Regions from separate parts of the Homo sapiens genome. Here all the other regions are linked to region 3. A link is a contact called in ENCODE Hi-C or POLR2A ChIA-PET data. All regions are on one chromosome and are shown on one strand. The core of a region is the stretch at or near the end of the contact, and the rest is flanking DNA. Distances in the headings are between cores, read along the strand shown. Region 1 holds the start of MTERF2 (mitochondrial transcription termination factor 2). Region 2 overlaps RFX4 (regulatory factor X4). Region 3 holds the start of RIC8B (RIC8 guanine nucleotide exchange factor B).

The links. A loop is a pair of places that touch in the nucleus more often than their neighbours do. ChIA-PET counts read pairs that join two places held with the same protein, here RNA polymerase II (POLR2A). Pooled maps may share reads with other maps.
Region 1: a loop to region 3 is called in a map of naive thymus-derived CD4-positive, alpha-beta T cell, with 9 times the contacts of the local background. The contact joins the promoter of MTERF2 here to the promoter of RIC8B in region 3. A Hi-C loop is called at or near these places in 2 of 168 maps with a recorded cell type or tissue (head of caudate nucleus and naive thymus-derived CD4-positive, alpha-beta T cell), 1 of 37 single-sample maps with no recorded cell type and 20 of 50 pooled maps. POLR2A ChIA-PET finds 5 or more read pairs at or near these places in 2 of 52 experiments (HCT116 and MCF 10A).
Region 2: a loop to region 3 is called in a map of dorsolateral prefrontal cortex, with 11 times the contacts of the local background. The contact joins the enhancer-like site here to the promoter of RIC8B in region 3. A Hi-C loop is called at or near these places in 5 of 168 maps with a recorded cell type or tissue (Calu3, dorsolateral prefrontal cortex, head of caudate nucleus and 1 more) and 6 of 50 pooled maps. POLR2A ChIA-PET finds 5 or more read pairs at or near these places in 4 of 52 experiments (A549, A673, H1 and 1 more).

The regions. Positions count from the first base shown.
Region 1 is chr12:106,984,767-106,989,455 of GRCh38, reverse strand. MTERF2 (mitochondrial transcription termination factor 2) reads left to right here and starts at 2,310. Exons shown (of 3, transcript NM_001033050.3): 1 at 2,310-2,487; 2 at 4,231-4,341.
Region 2 is chr12:106,642,632-106,647,433 of GRCh38, reverse strand. All of the region lies in intron 3 of RFX4 (regulatory factor X4), which reads right to left. The region is part of intron 1 of LOC100287944 (a long non-coding RNA gene); the gene reads left to right. Among named protein-coding and RNA genes, the nearest start is that of RFX4, 62 kb to the right of the region's middle. RefSeq lists an enhancer at 2,498-2,999. Within about 2 kb of position 2,158, at least 6 of the 41 ENCODE cell types and tissues checked have a DNase peak (open chromatin) inside an H3K27ac peak, as active enhancers do; they include dorsolateral prefrontal cortex, where a contact is called at or near this core.
Region 3 is chr12:106,772,934-106,777,688 of GRCh38, reverse strand. It overlaps RIC8B (RIC8 guanine nucleotide exchange factor B), which reads right to left and starts at 3,007. Exons shown (of 10, transcript NM_001330145.2): 1 at 2,860-3,007. The coding sequence starts at 2,943. It overlaps LOC100287944 (a long non-coding RNA gene), which reads left to right and starts at 2,858. Exons shown (of 4, transcript NR_040246.1): 1 at 2,858-2,999. RefSeq lists enhancers at 2,487-2,536, 3,307-3,858 and a silencer at 2,867-3,096.

The DNA of each region.
Region 1 (4,689 bases), core at 1,061-3,560, 210 kb before region 3:
CTCATGATCCGCTGGCCTCGGCCTCCCAAAGTGCTGGGATTACAGGCATGAGCCACCGCGCACGGCCAAAGATTCAGTTTTAATGTGAATAAATAAACAGTAAAAGAACACTATCTCAGCATAAGCACTGGTATGCTATTTATAAATGTAAGAGGATTTTTTTTTTATTAGGGAGTTTTTTGGAAAGCTTTTTCAGTTTGGTGTAAATAGTGGTCAAAATGAATCACTGAAAGGGAAAGAAAAGGCATCAGTCATCATGCTCTACTTGAGCAGATACATGATGTTCGAATCAGTGTTCTCCCCTTAACTAGAAATCCTACTTGTGGTTAAGGGATTTAAGACATTTTACTCATTCAGCAAATACTTCTTCAATTCTTATTGCCAAAAACTGTACTGACAACTTGGGAAAATTATATTGAGAGAACCAGGGTTTTGAATGAACTGTACAAAGTCCTTATGTTTTTCATATTTGCTTAAAATAAATAAGTAAATTTGAGATATAAAAGTCTATCAGTATTTTTAATGCATCTCTTACATACTAGAAATTTCAGGATCTTCTCACAATTCAAATGTGTTTGTAATTTTCTTGTACATAATATGCATAATTGTAAGTTCTTTTCCCCTTTTCTTCATTCAAGGTTTTTTTTCTGATTATATGGTCCTAGAAATGCACTGTTTAAATATTTGGGCTGGAAAAAACTTTGAGTAGCATTTATTTAATACAGTTGGCATAGCTGATTTGTCAGTTTCAAGTTTTGATTACAATGCACGGGGTCATATGTATTGTAATTCCTTGCACAATTACGTGGAGCCCTAATACAAGCTTCCAGCACCCTGGTGCACATTTCTGCTCCCTCCCTCCTGACCAGTGATGGCAGCTTGCAGTTCTAAGTCCTGAGTTTACATTCCTTAACTTCCTTTTCTGTATCCTAATTTCCTTTTCCTAAGTGCAAATGACACACTTTGGTTAGTCTGGACCCCAAATCATTTTATTTCAGGAAAAAGTGTGCAATAAATCTATGCATAATAGAGTTTTTATATTCGGATAACTCAGGAGTTGCTGGACAAACACCCCCCAGCTGTACACATGAGTTGCTCAGATCATTCTAGAATATCCTAGAGATCAGAGGTGGGTGATCTTGAGGAGCCAGGATTCTTGCTGCTACTCAGTGGAGTTAAATGCACGTGTGAGCTCCTCTCAATATAGCCTGTTGAGCCTAAACTGCATAGTGAGACTAGACTCAAAGATTTAGTTAACATTTCCTGAGTTCCTACTGTGTGCCCAGCATTGTTGACAGAAAAAATAATCAGTAGCCTCAAGGAATTCACTCCACAGGGTGCGAGGGCAGTCTGTATGCCAGTGCCACCGACGGCAGAACTGTGCACAGTGTGCTACGAACACCTGACAGCAGACACCTCCAGCTGGGAAAACCAGTTTTCCTGACTCCAACTCCACACAAACAGAATCACCAGGCCCAGCTCAGGGCACCCTGTCCTCGATAACACTTAACTAGGTGTGATTAGTCACGTTATTAGTTGTTGATATCTCTGCCCTCCACTAGAATGTAAGCTCCATAAGGACAGGGAATGTGTTTTATTCCCCCTCTATTTTCTCATTGCTGTTTCAATATGCTTGGCACTTAGCAGGCCTGCCATAAATACTTGTTTTTTGGATGGATAAATGTGAAAATAAATGAGAGAGACATTCAGCCTGGCTTTAAGGAGAAATTAACGTGTTTAGTGTATGAGGTTGGGCATCACCGGTAATAATTAGAATGGAAACCACTTGGCAGTTTATCAGAAAAGGGGAGTATTTAGGTGAAGGTGGCAAGGAGGGAGAGAAAGGAGAATGGCTTTTAAAGACAGTCGCTAACTGCTGGGGTAGGGTGGGGGCGGGGAAGAGTTCAGATGTGTTTCAAAGAACTTTGGGGGTTTTTTAAACATTTCTTTTGTAAGTTGGTTCTTTACCTAACTGAATTATTTTGGGAACAGTGATTGGCTCTATCTTAAAGATATAGCGGTTTCTGTTACTTCTTTTTTTTCTTATATTTTCTAAGCGTCAAAGCTACTGGAACTCCGCTTCCTAAAATGCTGGGAAGGAAAGGGTGTGAAAATGCCAGATGCCCCCGCCAGCACAGGCTGGGCTGCCTGGAAAGCCGATTCCCACTCCGACTCGCCCTCGTGGTGCGGGGAGGGACGCGTAGTTGTGTCCCGCGCTCTGACTGGCTGCGTTGGGACGCGGGGGCGTGTCTTGGGGGGGCGGGGGTTGGCGGTCATCTCCCGAGCCCTGATTGGCCATGGGCGAAGGGACTGATGGCCTGGTTGGCGCTGCTGAGAACTGTCGGGAGCTTCTTGAGACCGAGGACCGAAATCCCGGCTCCAGGCCTCGGGGACTGCGGACTGTGGGGAGGCTGGCCGGAGAGAGAGGGAAGGACGGGGCCTGGCCCCCGGGACTCCCTGTGCCTTGCTTGGAGCTGACGCCGACGGGTGAGTCGCCCCCTTCCTCTGCTCCTGGGCGTGTTCCTCACCAGCGGCGCCGCAGCGGTCAGGGCCCGCAAAACCCCACGCCTCGCCAGACGCTCAGCTCAGCCTGCCGGGTTTCTCTGGAAAAGCGGAGGCCCCACAGTGAATGTGCGGCCTTTTGATCGGTCCTGGAGATCTTCCGTGGACCCTCGTTTTTCCTTGCTTATAAACGTTGGTCAATTTGAAACTGGCAGCAGGGCATATGTGTTACGAAAGAAGAACTTTATTGAAACCAGTGGTGGTGTAGAGAAGACCATACTAACCATAACTGTGTATTACAGAAGTGAATTTCACTCCCCAAAAATGCTTAAGAAACAAGCATCCTAGAACAGCCCACATTGTGATTTAACAAACATTTACCAAAAGCATTGCTATATGTGGGGGCACAGGGCTAAGAGCAGGCAGGACTCTGGAGCCAACCTGTGGGGTTTGAGTCCAAATTCTGCCGGTTTTTTGTTTTTTGTTTTTTTTTTTAGCTGAGTAACCTTGGGCAAGTTCCTTTACCTGCGTCTGTTTCCTCATTTTAAAATGAGTTGTTGTGATGATTTAATGATTTAGTATATGTGAAGAGTTTTCTGCATATTCTAAGTGATTTATGGTATTAACTCGTTTGATCTTTGCAGTCACCCAGGAGATAGTATCACCATTTTCCTGATGCCAAACTGAGGCTCAGAGAGGTGAAGTAACTTCTTCAAGTCACAACACAACTGTTGTCCAGGAATCAGGCAGTCTGGCTCTGCTAACCCAGTTTTACCCACTGCATTAATGTACCGCATCCACTTGTTCACTCAGTTTCACCTGACAAATACTAATTTTGTCTCTCTGTGGAACAAGTTCTTTGCTGGGTGCAGGGAATAAAGCAGAACACCGTTCAGTTCCTGCCTTCCCAACGCTTGTAAATCTAGTGCAGGTCATTCATGGCCGGGCTGCAGGGTGTCCATGAATCCTGCTAAAATCATTTGCGAAATGTTGTGAGCGTGGGTCTTTTCTTCTGGAAAGAGAGTCTGTGACTCTCAGGTTCTGAGTTGATCTGTGATCCAAACAGAGGTGTGAAGAAGTGTTGTTTTAGCAGATCTGTGCCTAGTATGCCTGATACACAGCTTGAACTTCAAACAAACAGCAACAAAATTCCTACTGGTTGGAAGAATGAAGAACTTGTAAGAGCATAATAAGTGCTGCAGTAGCGTCCGGAGCAGGGTGCTGTGGAAGAGCACACAGAAGGCCACCTGCCCAGGAATGCCTCCTAGAGGCAGTGAAGGCAGCTGGGTGAAGGATAGGGAAGCAGTTCATTGGAACACTGTGGTGACCAGTCTGTCCATGTAGTGTTGAGACAGAAACAACACGTGAACAGCTGCAGCTGTTGTACCACTTGTGCGCAAGTGTAAAAGTCCATGGTGCCATGAAATCATGTAATGGGGACAGGAGGCTTCATGTATTCGTGAAGGTTAGAAAAGTTTCCTTGAGAAAGTGACACTTAGGCCTAAAAGTTGGAGCATTTTGGGCATGGAATCTGGCCCACAGTCTTCAAAGACCACATGGTAGAAACCAGTAGAGCACCAGGGACTGACAGGAAGCAAATGCAGCTGGTGCAGGAGAGGGAAATGGGAATTAGGGTGGTGGCAGAGCCCAAAGAGGCCTTGTAGGCCATGGTAAGGCATTTCTATGTTTTATTTTACTTTGTCTTTATCCTAAAATGCCATTGGCAAGTTTATTGCAGGGAACTGACAAGATCACATTTTGAGAAGAAGTTGGAAAGAATCCCAAGTGGATGAACTGAATATCTGGATGAGGACAAGATCTGTGGGGAGAGACTGTAAGGTAAGAAGAAGAGAGGTCTAGAACCAAGCCTTGAAGGTGAGCTTGTATGGGAGACAGATAGAGGGTGGCGAGAAGTATAGAAAGGGAGAAGAATCAAAAAAAGTCGAGTGTCCAGGAAGTCAAATGAGAGAATATTTCAAGGAGAAAGTGGTCAACTCTGCTAAAAGCTGCAGAAGTCAAAAGAGATAAGGAAGGCTGGGTGTGGTGGCTCATGGCTTGTATTAGTCCTTTTTCATGCTGCTGATAAAGACATAGCCAAGACTGGGCAATTTACAAAAGCAAGAGGTTTAATGGACTTACAGTGCCACGTGGTTGGGGAGACCTCACAATCATGGCGGAAGGTGAAAG
Region 2 (4,802 bases), core at 909-3,408, 130 kb after region 3:
CTAGGGATGTTCATATTGGCTATCACTACCCCCACAAGATGAGTAAACACTATGCCCTAGGACATAGAGGAAGAAATGGAGGGCCAAGGAAGTAAAGTGGCTTGTCCACAGCGACTCTGCTGGGAAAAGCTAGGCTTAAAAAGTATGAACTCAGGTATGATGCCTCTAAAGTTCTCACTATGTGCCAGAGACTGACATTCATTTGGTTAGTCAGAATACATTTATTGAGCACCTACTATATGCCAGGCACTGTAGAATACAGCCATGAACAAGAAGATGCTACTCTTGCCCCAGCCTTTAAGAAACTGACAGTTTACCAGAAGGAAGATGGGAGCTAGGGAGATAACACCACCAGACAGCAAATGAATAGAAAACAGTGGGCTTTGGCTCATACAGGCTCTGGTTAGGACTGAGGCTAAGTCTAGAAAACTCCAAAGCAAAATAAAACAAACAAAAAAACAATCTATTTCATTACACAACCATTAAGCCATGCTTTGCTGCCAAGTAGACGAGCCAATCAGAAACATGCATTTGTGTGGACACTGACATTTCTCAGGGGACTTCAGCTGACCCAGCTTCCTTGTTGTTGAGGATTTCCCTGGGGAGTCAGGAATGTCCCCCTCTTTGTGTAGAAAGAGACTACCTTGGTTTCCTCCTCTTTAAATACAGGTAGCTGTCCTGCCTTCTCTACAGGATTTTCATGAGGATTAGGTGTGCTCAGCAGTGACATCACCTGACAAGCCTGGCATCCCACGGGTGATTGCTGAACCTGTAGGTTTGGCTGATGTGGGGCAATGGACTGAATCAGAGATTTATTCCTGCCATTGTAATGTCTAAACTGGACCAGAACAGTAGTCATCCAATTCCTACGCTGGGTTTGACCTACAACCTACTGAATTAGTGTTCTAGTAAGGCCTGGGCTTAGGTAGCTTCTGGAATCTCTCAGCTCAGTTTTTGGTTATTCAAGTCCCCTCTTTTTTTTTTTTTTTTTTTTTTTTTTTTGGATAAAACTAGGCAATGTATTAAGCACAGTGTTGCAATTTCCATTTGGTTCCGAATGCTTCTTTTGGGGCCTAGGCTACAGGTTTGCAGCCCAGAGCTCTGGTTGTCCTGGACAGTAGCTGAGGTGATTTTGGCACCATCCCCTACCAGAAGCTACCTCCTCAGTGGTCCCTTTCCACCTATACCCAGTACTCTACTCATCTCTACTGCACTTTGCCATTATGAATAAGGCCCCGCAGAACATCTTCGTATGTGCCCCCTTACACACCTGTGTGGGAGTGTTTCTCCCTGCCAGCATCAAGAAGCACAGCTGCTGGCTGCATGTGCTTCAAATGCTAATGGATTGCAAAATTGCCCGTCAAATGGCTTTACCATTTGACACATTTACCCACAGCACAAAATACTTTTTTTAAAAAAAGTTGTGGTTCCACAACACAGCATCTCATTCCCTGAGAAATTTCTGCCCTTGGCATTGGGTTGTCCAGCTTAACTGACCTTTCTCCATCTGTAGCTGAGGTCATCCGGAGGGACACAGTCACATCTAGTGGCATTATCTATCAACACTGGTTGTGTTCAGAGCTAAAAGTGTTCAGCCTCCCTTTTTAGAACCATGTTACCTAACTCACATTATGAAAGCAATGTTCTGTCACTGTTGAGTAAGAATCAAGTCACAAAAGGGTGCAAAATGTCAGTTATCGGTTACATCCAATGAGTCTGATCTAGCAGCTGTGATCTGGTCTAAAATGTCAATGTATTTCTTCTTTGGAACAGTGCCAAACCCAATGTCTTACCTATGACCTTCCAGAACATTCTAAAGAGAAATTATAAATTTCTTTTGTTTCATATTAATTTGGAATATTGATAGCTTGTCAACCACCCAAGTCCTCAATTTAATTTTTTTCAAAAGAAAGGAAAATCTCCCCCCAATCCCCCCCGAAAGTGACAATTTGATCTTCTGTCCTCCTTTTTGGAAGAGCCTCATTTCTTCAGTAAATTGCTGGAAGGGAAAACGTCCCCACCCAGAAGGCGTACAAGGAGCTCTGGGTAAGGGCGGCAAGGGTGGCGGGCGAGGGCGGGGCACGGAGGGGGCATGTGTTGGCAGCAAGTAGGCCGGGACTGCGGAACAGGCTGCTTTCCATTTCGAAATTCTCTGCATGAATAGAGGTTATTGTGCGGCCGGGATTCCAGCAGCGCTCACCATCCCCAGTGAGTTGGGATTTACTAACCCTCGTGACCGAGGATGCTGGAAAGTGTTTGGCAGAAGGCATTTGACAATATTTGCCTGTTTTCTGCTGGGAGTTGCCTCCAGATCACGTGTCCCCAATTATTTTAGGCTGCTTGGCTGCTGTATTATTTGTTCTTAGAGCGGTGTTATTTGTTCTAGGGGGAGGGGGAGGGGGTTTGTGGCAAGGAAGGGGAAGAAGGAGAAGCAAATAGCTCCTAACCCAATTCCAATAACAAGCCAAATGTCCCAGGAGAGCTCGACACTGTCAGGCGGGTGGCGGGCGCCTTAGTGGTGCGGCCAGTGTCCTTTCCTGGGCCTGCCCTCCTCTCTGTCCTCAGGGGCTGGCCACTGCCGCTGGAGAGAGGGCACAGCATGAAGGACATAAATGCCTCAGAGAATGAGATGCTTGTCCTAGCATTAGGTTCCTGTTTTGTTTTGTAAGTATTTTGCACTGCAGATGAAGATATAAAATGGTAAAGCCATTTGATGGGTAATTTTGCAATCCCATCAACACTTTAAGTGTTAATGGAGCAATTCTGTTTCTTGATACAGACATGAAGAAACACTCCCACGGTGTCCAAGGGGGCACACACGAAGATGTTCCGTGAGGCCCTACTTGTAATGGCAAAGATGAGATTTGAACAAAACTTAAATGTTCATCAAAAGGGAAGTGGCGCCGGGTGGGGTGGCTCATGCCTGTAATCCCAACACTTTGGGAGGCTGAGGCCGGTGGATCACTTGAGGTCAGGAGTTCAAAACCAGCCTGGCCAACATGGTAAAACCCCATCTCTACCAAAATACAAAAATTAGCTGGATGTGGCGGTGCGCGCCTGTAATCCCAGCTTCTTAGAAGGCTGAGGCAGGAGAATTGCTTGAACCTGGGAGGTGGAAGTTGCAGTGAGCCGAGATCACACCATTGCACTCCAGCCTGAGTGACAGAGCAAGGCTCTGTCTCAAAAAAAAAAAAAAAAAAAAAGGGGAAATGGCAACATTAATTCTGCCATTGTCTTATGCTAAACACTGAGCTGCAGTTAAAATGAGGTTGTTCTTTATGAACCATGAGTGTAGCTTCAGGACATTCTACTAAGGAAGAAAGCAAGTAGTGGATCAATACAGCATAACAGGTTGCGGGTCAATATTTTTAGTGTGATACATCTGCATGCTTTTTATAAAGGAGACAATGCTAAATTAAAAACCATACTTCAGAAACTTCTACAGATACATATGTGTGCAAATTCATAGGGAAGGGTCTGTAATACATATCTACACATATGTATACACACAAGTGCACACATGCACACACATGTCTCACTGAATAGGGTTGCTTTTGAGGAGAAGGCAAAGAACTACAAGGAGAAATGGACTGGAGTCTTACCTATAATGTTTTTAATTTTTTAACAAGGAAATGTATTTCTTGTGTAAACAAAATAAAAGTAAAGCAAAAATATATTTATTAAATTTACTTATATCCTGGGTTTTTTTTTAAGCTAGCAAAAGAAGAAGAAAATTAGACAAAGGAAAGAAGTGATTGCAAAAGTCTGTAAGCATCAGATTTAGCTCTCAACCCCACGGCAGCCACAGCAAAAAGGGGACACGTTGTAAATCATGTCACTTTTCCTTGTAAAATGGAGGGTGCATCCACTCTCTTTTGAGAGAGAAAGTTTTTATACTGAAACCATATTTTTTAAAAGATGATACATGTGCAGCTTTACGTAGGAGGTCACATGTTCTCCACACCGTTTTAAGCATGACTGTTCCTATCTAAGTTTAATGTCCTACTTTCTTTTCCCTACTGCTTATGTAGCCTCTCCCCTGCCTGCCTCTCCCACCTCATCTTGTGTCATTCTCCTCCATGTGTGCTATGCTCCAACCACATGGGCCACCTTCTCGTGGGTCCTTCAGCAAGCTCAGCCTGCTCCCATCCCGGGAAGGAGTGGTGGACGCTGAGTGTGCCCAGACTGCCCTGAGGCACTGAGACATTGTTCCCCCTACTGGGAGGCTGAATCATTCCAAGGAGTGATCCTCAGCAAAACATGAAGGCAACCGCCTCTCCCAAGTTACACCCCCACCCTGGGGGCAGCCTGTATTCAGTGATGGACAATGGGGTTGGGGGATAAAGGTCTGGATCCGTTGCTTTGATTCAGATCATTTTTAACTGGCCATCTCCACCTCAGAACTCCCTGTAGGATTGGCTGAAGCCTCTGTGATAACCTCTTCACTGCCTAACACCCCCTCTGTCTATTCCAGCATCCCTCACACCCCTATGGGCGTGGAGGCTGGGCGCATGCCCTAATAAACCACCTGTAGGCACAACTCTGCTCAATCTGGAGAGGTCACCTGCAACAGTGGGGCCTTTGTAGAAGCTGTTCTCTCCACCTGCAACATTCCCCTGTCCCTGGTTTTCACACTGTCATGGTGTCATACATGTATCCACTGAAATGTCACCTTCTCAGAGAAACTTGCCCTTACTGCTCAACCTGAAATAGCCTCTCAGACACTATCGTATTAGCCAAGCTAAAGTCTCTGCACAGCACTTCTCACTATCTAATGCATTACTTGTTTATCTATCAATCAT
Region 3 (4,755 bases), core at 1,758-4,257:
ATAAATGGCAGAGTTGGGATTTGAACCAAGTTTATCTGATGTCAAATCCCACCACCTTTCTACTACACTTGACTGCCTCCTTTCAAGGACTAGCTTTATTAGAGGTATAAGGTAGCATAAAGAACCTCTCCACTACTCTCCCAAATAACGAACCGGTCTCTCTCTCTCTACAGCATTCATTTCTCTCTGTTGGACTCCTCAATGCCCTATAATCACCTCATAATCCAAACATTTCTCAAATCCATTTTTCCAGATAAGGAAACTGAAGTATATGGTACCCAACTATTTTTTTTCAGGGTTCTAAATTCCATATACCATAGAGCTGGGCAATTTAATTCCACCTCCCCATTCTTACTGCCTGAACCACTATGATCATACATTCACTTCCTATTCATCTGCTCTCAAAATCTCTCCCTTTGAGGGGCAAAACCTCACTGCAATATGATGTTCAGCCATTTTCTTTGTATTATAATCAGCCCTACTATACTGGCCCTACTACAGTCAGTATTAAATATGAGAGCTTTCTCGCCAGGCACAGTACCTTACACCTATAATCGCAGTACTTTGGGAGGCCAAGGTGAGAGGACTGCTTGAGCCCAGCAGTTTGAGAGCAGCCTGGGCAACACAGTGAGACCCCATCTCTACAAAAAATGAATTTAAAAAGTTAGCCCAGTGCTGTTGCACGCACCTGTAGTCTCAGCTACTTGGGAGGGTCGGTGGGGGGGAGGAGATGGAGGCTGCAGTGAGCCGTGATTGCACCAGTGCACTCCAGCCTGGGTGACAGATACAGACCCTGTCTCCAAAAAAGAAGGGAGCGCTTTCTTCTGAAAGAGCTAACTGACCCAGTTCACATCTAGTCAGAGCACTCTCAGGCTTGATCCCAAAATTACAAGGGTTTGGGAATCTTTTGAAACACTTCAGATACCACCTTAAGCAAGACACACCATGCAAAACAACCTTAAAAACATTCCCAATACAAAAGGGGAGCTGGAGATGTTCAGGATTTAAGCTCTGACAGCACCTGGCCAGGAGTGGTAAGTAGATACCAATCTGGAGGGAGACCAATGAGAAGAGATAAATTGGAGGAAGCAAATCTGGAGTCTAATTAGTTTAGCCATAAAGGGAAGGAGAAATATTAAAGAACGTGATTATATCCAGTTGAAGGTTTTTCCTCCTTCCTCCCCTACAGAAACAAATTCCTATTTATTGCTGGGTATCTGGCATATAGTAAGTGCTAAATAAACATTAGTTGATTCAACAAATGGCCAAGTTCTCTTTGCATTTCTTGCTTCTGAAAATCAGTTTGAAGCTGCCTTATATCTTTTCTGGAAAGCAGTAATAAATCGGGTTAAATCATAATCTCCACAATATGTACAACTATGCATTGAATGAGTTATTCCTAAATTAGGCAGACATGTTCAACAATAAAGTGTATCAGAAAGTGAAGGAGCTAAGATATGAATAGATAGAACCTATGAATCTTCCCAAGGAAAGCAACACAGTACGGCAGAAAGAGCGCTCGCTGGACTTGGAGTTGGACAACGTAAATTCAAATCTCAGCTCTATCTCTCAGTGGCTGTGTGGACTTGGGACCACATTATCATTCTAAATTTTATCATTTGTGAATTGGGGAATACCATCACTCTCCTCCCAGGGTTGTTGGGAAGATTAAACGGGAATTCAGCCACCAGTATGCCATTTCTGCCCCGGGTGGAAAAGATTCAAAAATAAGACACCAATTGTCAGTAATACAAAGTGGATGGATGCAGTGGTGGACACAAAGCAAACACTGAAGGGGAGACGATGTACGGGGGCAAAAGAAAGAAAAACATTAACAGCTAGGTTGTGACTTGGTGTTGGGTGTGTTTTCACAGAAGGGAGTCGCCAGTCATTCCTATAAAGCAGTCTTCTAAACCAAAGGATAAAGGTGTGGTAGGCTATCTTTTGAAGTGAGCATGTAAAATTCCTGGAAGGAAAAGTAATGAAGAGCTAACGGTTCTTGGAAAGAGGTTCTGAGAAGTGACTGGGATTTATAACAAGATACTCTTTTACGCAGAGTTGTGAAGTGGAAAGAACTAAACTGGAATACCAGCTCCAAGTATGACCTTGGGCAAGTTACTTAACCAATCTAGAGTCTCAATTGCAAAATGCAGATAATACCTCACAGGATTGCTGTAAGATTAAATAAGATAATGGATAGGAAAGCTGTTAATGCGATACAAATAACAGGTATCATTAGGAGTTACATTCTCCACCCACTTACAACATTATATGTCCATGACCTTGGGCGTGATTTCAGCTCTTTGCACCTCGGTTTCCTCATCTATAAAATGGGGAGGATGATACCATCTACCCTATAAACACTCTGAGGATCAAAGGAGACCATAGATGAGACATCAATGCCTTGAAAACCGTACAGTGCTAAACGTATAGAAACTGCCATCGTTGCTGATACATTTGATGCATGTCAAGGGCCGTGTTTATGCAGGGAAGCACGTATTTTTATGCTATACAGGTGAGGAAGCCTCTCATGCATTTATGCATCCAGGAGTGGGGCACGGGGCACAGATGCACATCTACGGATTCCGGGGGTGTGACTTGCACGCTTGAGAGGAGGACCGGAGGTCAAGCTGCTGGGCCAGGAATCAGAGGAGTGGGCGCTACAGTGGGGGTAGTGGGATGCAGGATGCATGGATGGAAAAGGCTGGGGGCACAAACACGCATGCCCAAGCCGGAAACGTTTTCGGGGGAGAGCAATGCGCATCCCCGGAATGAGGGGGGTGGGGAAGGATGCGATGTGCAAGCACGGAGGGCGGCCCGGGGGTGCGATACCGCACGCCCGGGGCCAGGACTCTTTACCTTGTCGCTGTAATCCCTCAGGACCCGCTCGATAGCCCCTGCTTCGCCGGCCCGGACGATGTAGAGGGCGCGCTCCTCATCCATGGCCGCAGGTGCGGGGGAGCCGCGGCCGCTCTGCGCGCCCAAGCCGCTGCCTCCAGGTAAACGCCTCGCGCCCCCGCTCGCTCCTTCCCAGCTTCCTTCCTTCCCTCTTTCCCTCCCTCCGTCCTGCCTCCAACCCGCCAGCCTCCGCCCGGGCCGGCCCGACGTCACCGCCCCTCAACTTTCACCCCGCGACGTCACCGCTCCCCCAGCAACCGGCGCCTCACGGCCGCCCCTGACAAGGCCCAGGACTCGGTCGAGGCCTGGCTAGCGGACCGAGGCGGAGTCAGGCCCAAGGCCCTGCTTGCTCTCCTGCCTCTCCCTCCCTCGGAGAACTGTCCAGTCTTTTAAGGGGGCTTTCACAGACTGAACCGTTCTTCTTTCCTGACCCTCCTCTATGAATCATTCTCAAAGGACTAGAGCAACCCGGCTCTTCCCCGCCCATCTATGAACCAGCCGCTAAATGGACTGCAATTCCCTGCATGCAATGGGGCTATCCCGCTCTTCCATCTAATTTACTGGCGTGCCGAATGGCATGCTGGGATTGGTAGTCATCCAGCCGGAAAGAATTCCCGCCAAGGGCATGCTGGGAACTGTGGTACCGCGAGGGCCGGAAACGGGAGTCTGGCGGCCGCCTGAGGCCAGCGGCGGGGAGACCGTTAGAGGGAGGGTCTAAGCGTCTGCTTCGGTTTTGTTCGTTATGTCGCTGACTGTCCTGCTTCAGTCTCGGCTGGCTGGGCTGGCTGGACTGGCCGACGGTCGCGGAAACTGCCATCCCTTGGTGGGAACTGTCAAGCACGGTTTAATTCCCTTTTCTCATTTAGCGGTTTCGGTCTCGGGAATTCCTTCCACCCTTATTTGCGTTCTTGTTATGTACTCAGCTACAGTAATGTGGGAAATAATTGAAGGCAGTTATCTGGATAAAAGAGGACTCGGCGATTTTCTGCCTTAATACTAATCTCTAGCATGCATCTCGTGCCACCGGGGCTCCAGACTCTCTTAGGTAATTTCCCTATATCCTCTAATTCTCCCAACACAAATTTTTGTGGAAATAAAAAGGAACCCGAATAGTTTCAGTAATTTATCCTAAGTCACACGGCCAGAGAATGGGAAAGTCGAGGTTTGAAACCAGGCCTTTCCCCCCGAAGCGGCCGCTCTACGACCTCCGGGAACTGTAATAATACCGATACAGTAGCGGTGGTGGTGATGACAAAGATTCCCATTGCCCCGGTGGTAATTACGTGTCAGGCACTCTGTTAATACTTCACCTGTGTTAGCTCAATCAATTTCATACACATTCATTCAACAAATATTTGAGAGCCTGTGCTGTGCCCAGGTGCTGTTAAATGCAGTGTGGATACAGTGGGCCCAAAGTAAAGTCCCTGCCTTCATGGAGCTTCCATTCTAGTGAGCACCCATATGAGTTATTCTCATTTTAAGATGAGGAAACTGAGTCTTGGAGAGGTTAGTTGGTTAATTTATCAAAATTGCAGATTTTTGGAAACTGAATTTGAACTCAGAGCCTGTGCTCTTTCTGCTCTCCCAAGCTTTTTTTTGATGGAAAGTGGATGAATTCTCCAAGTAATTTCAAGTTTTCCATTCCAAGCAGCCTTTACCCATAATCATCCTTGATGTCTCCCCTACCAGTCTCTCCCTCTTGAGCTGTGCTGAAGAGGAACTAGAGGGGGCAAAAGTTTATTTATCTAATGATTGAATTTCTTCTATGCTGTGGTAGATATTCTGCTAGATACTGGGAATTCGGAAATAAGAACGAACATGGGACCTGAGTTTATGGAGCTTTTGGTCTTTCTGTAT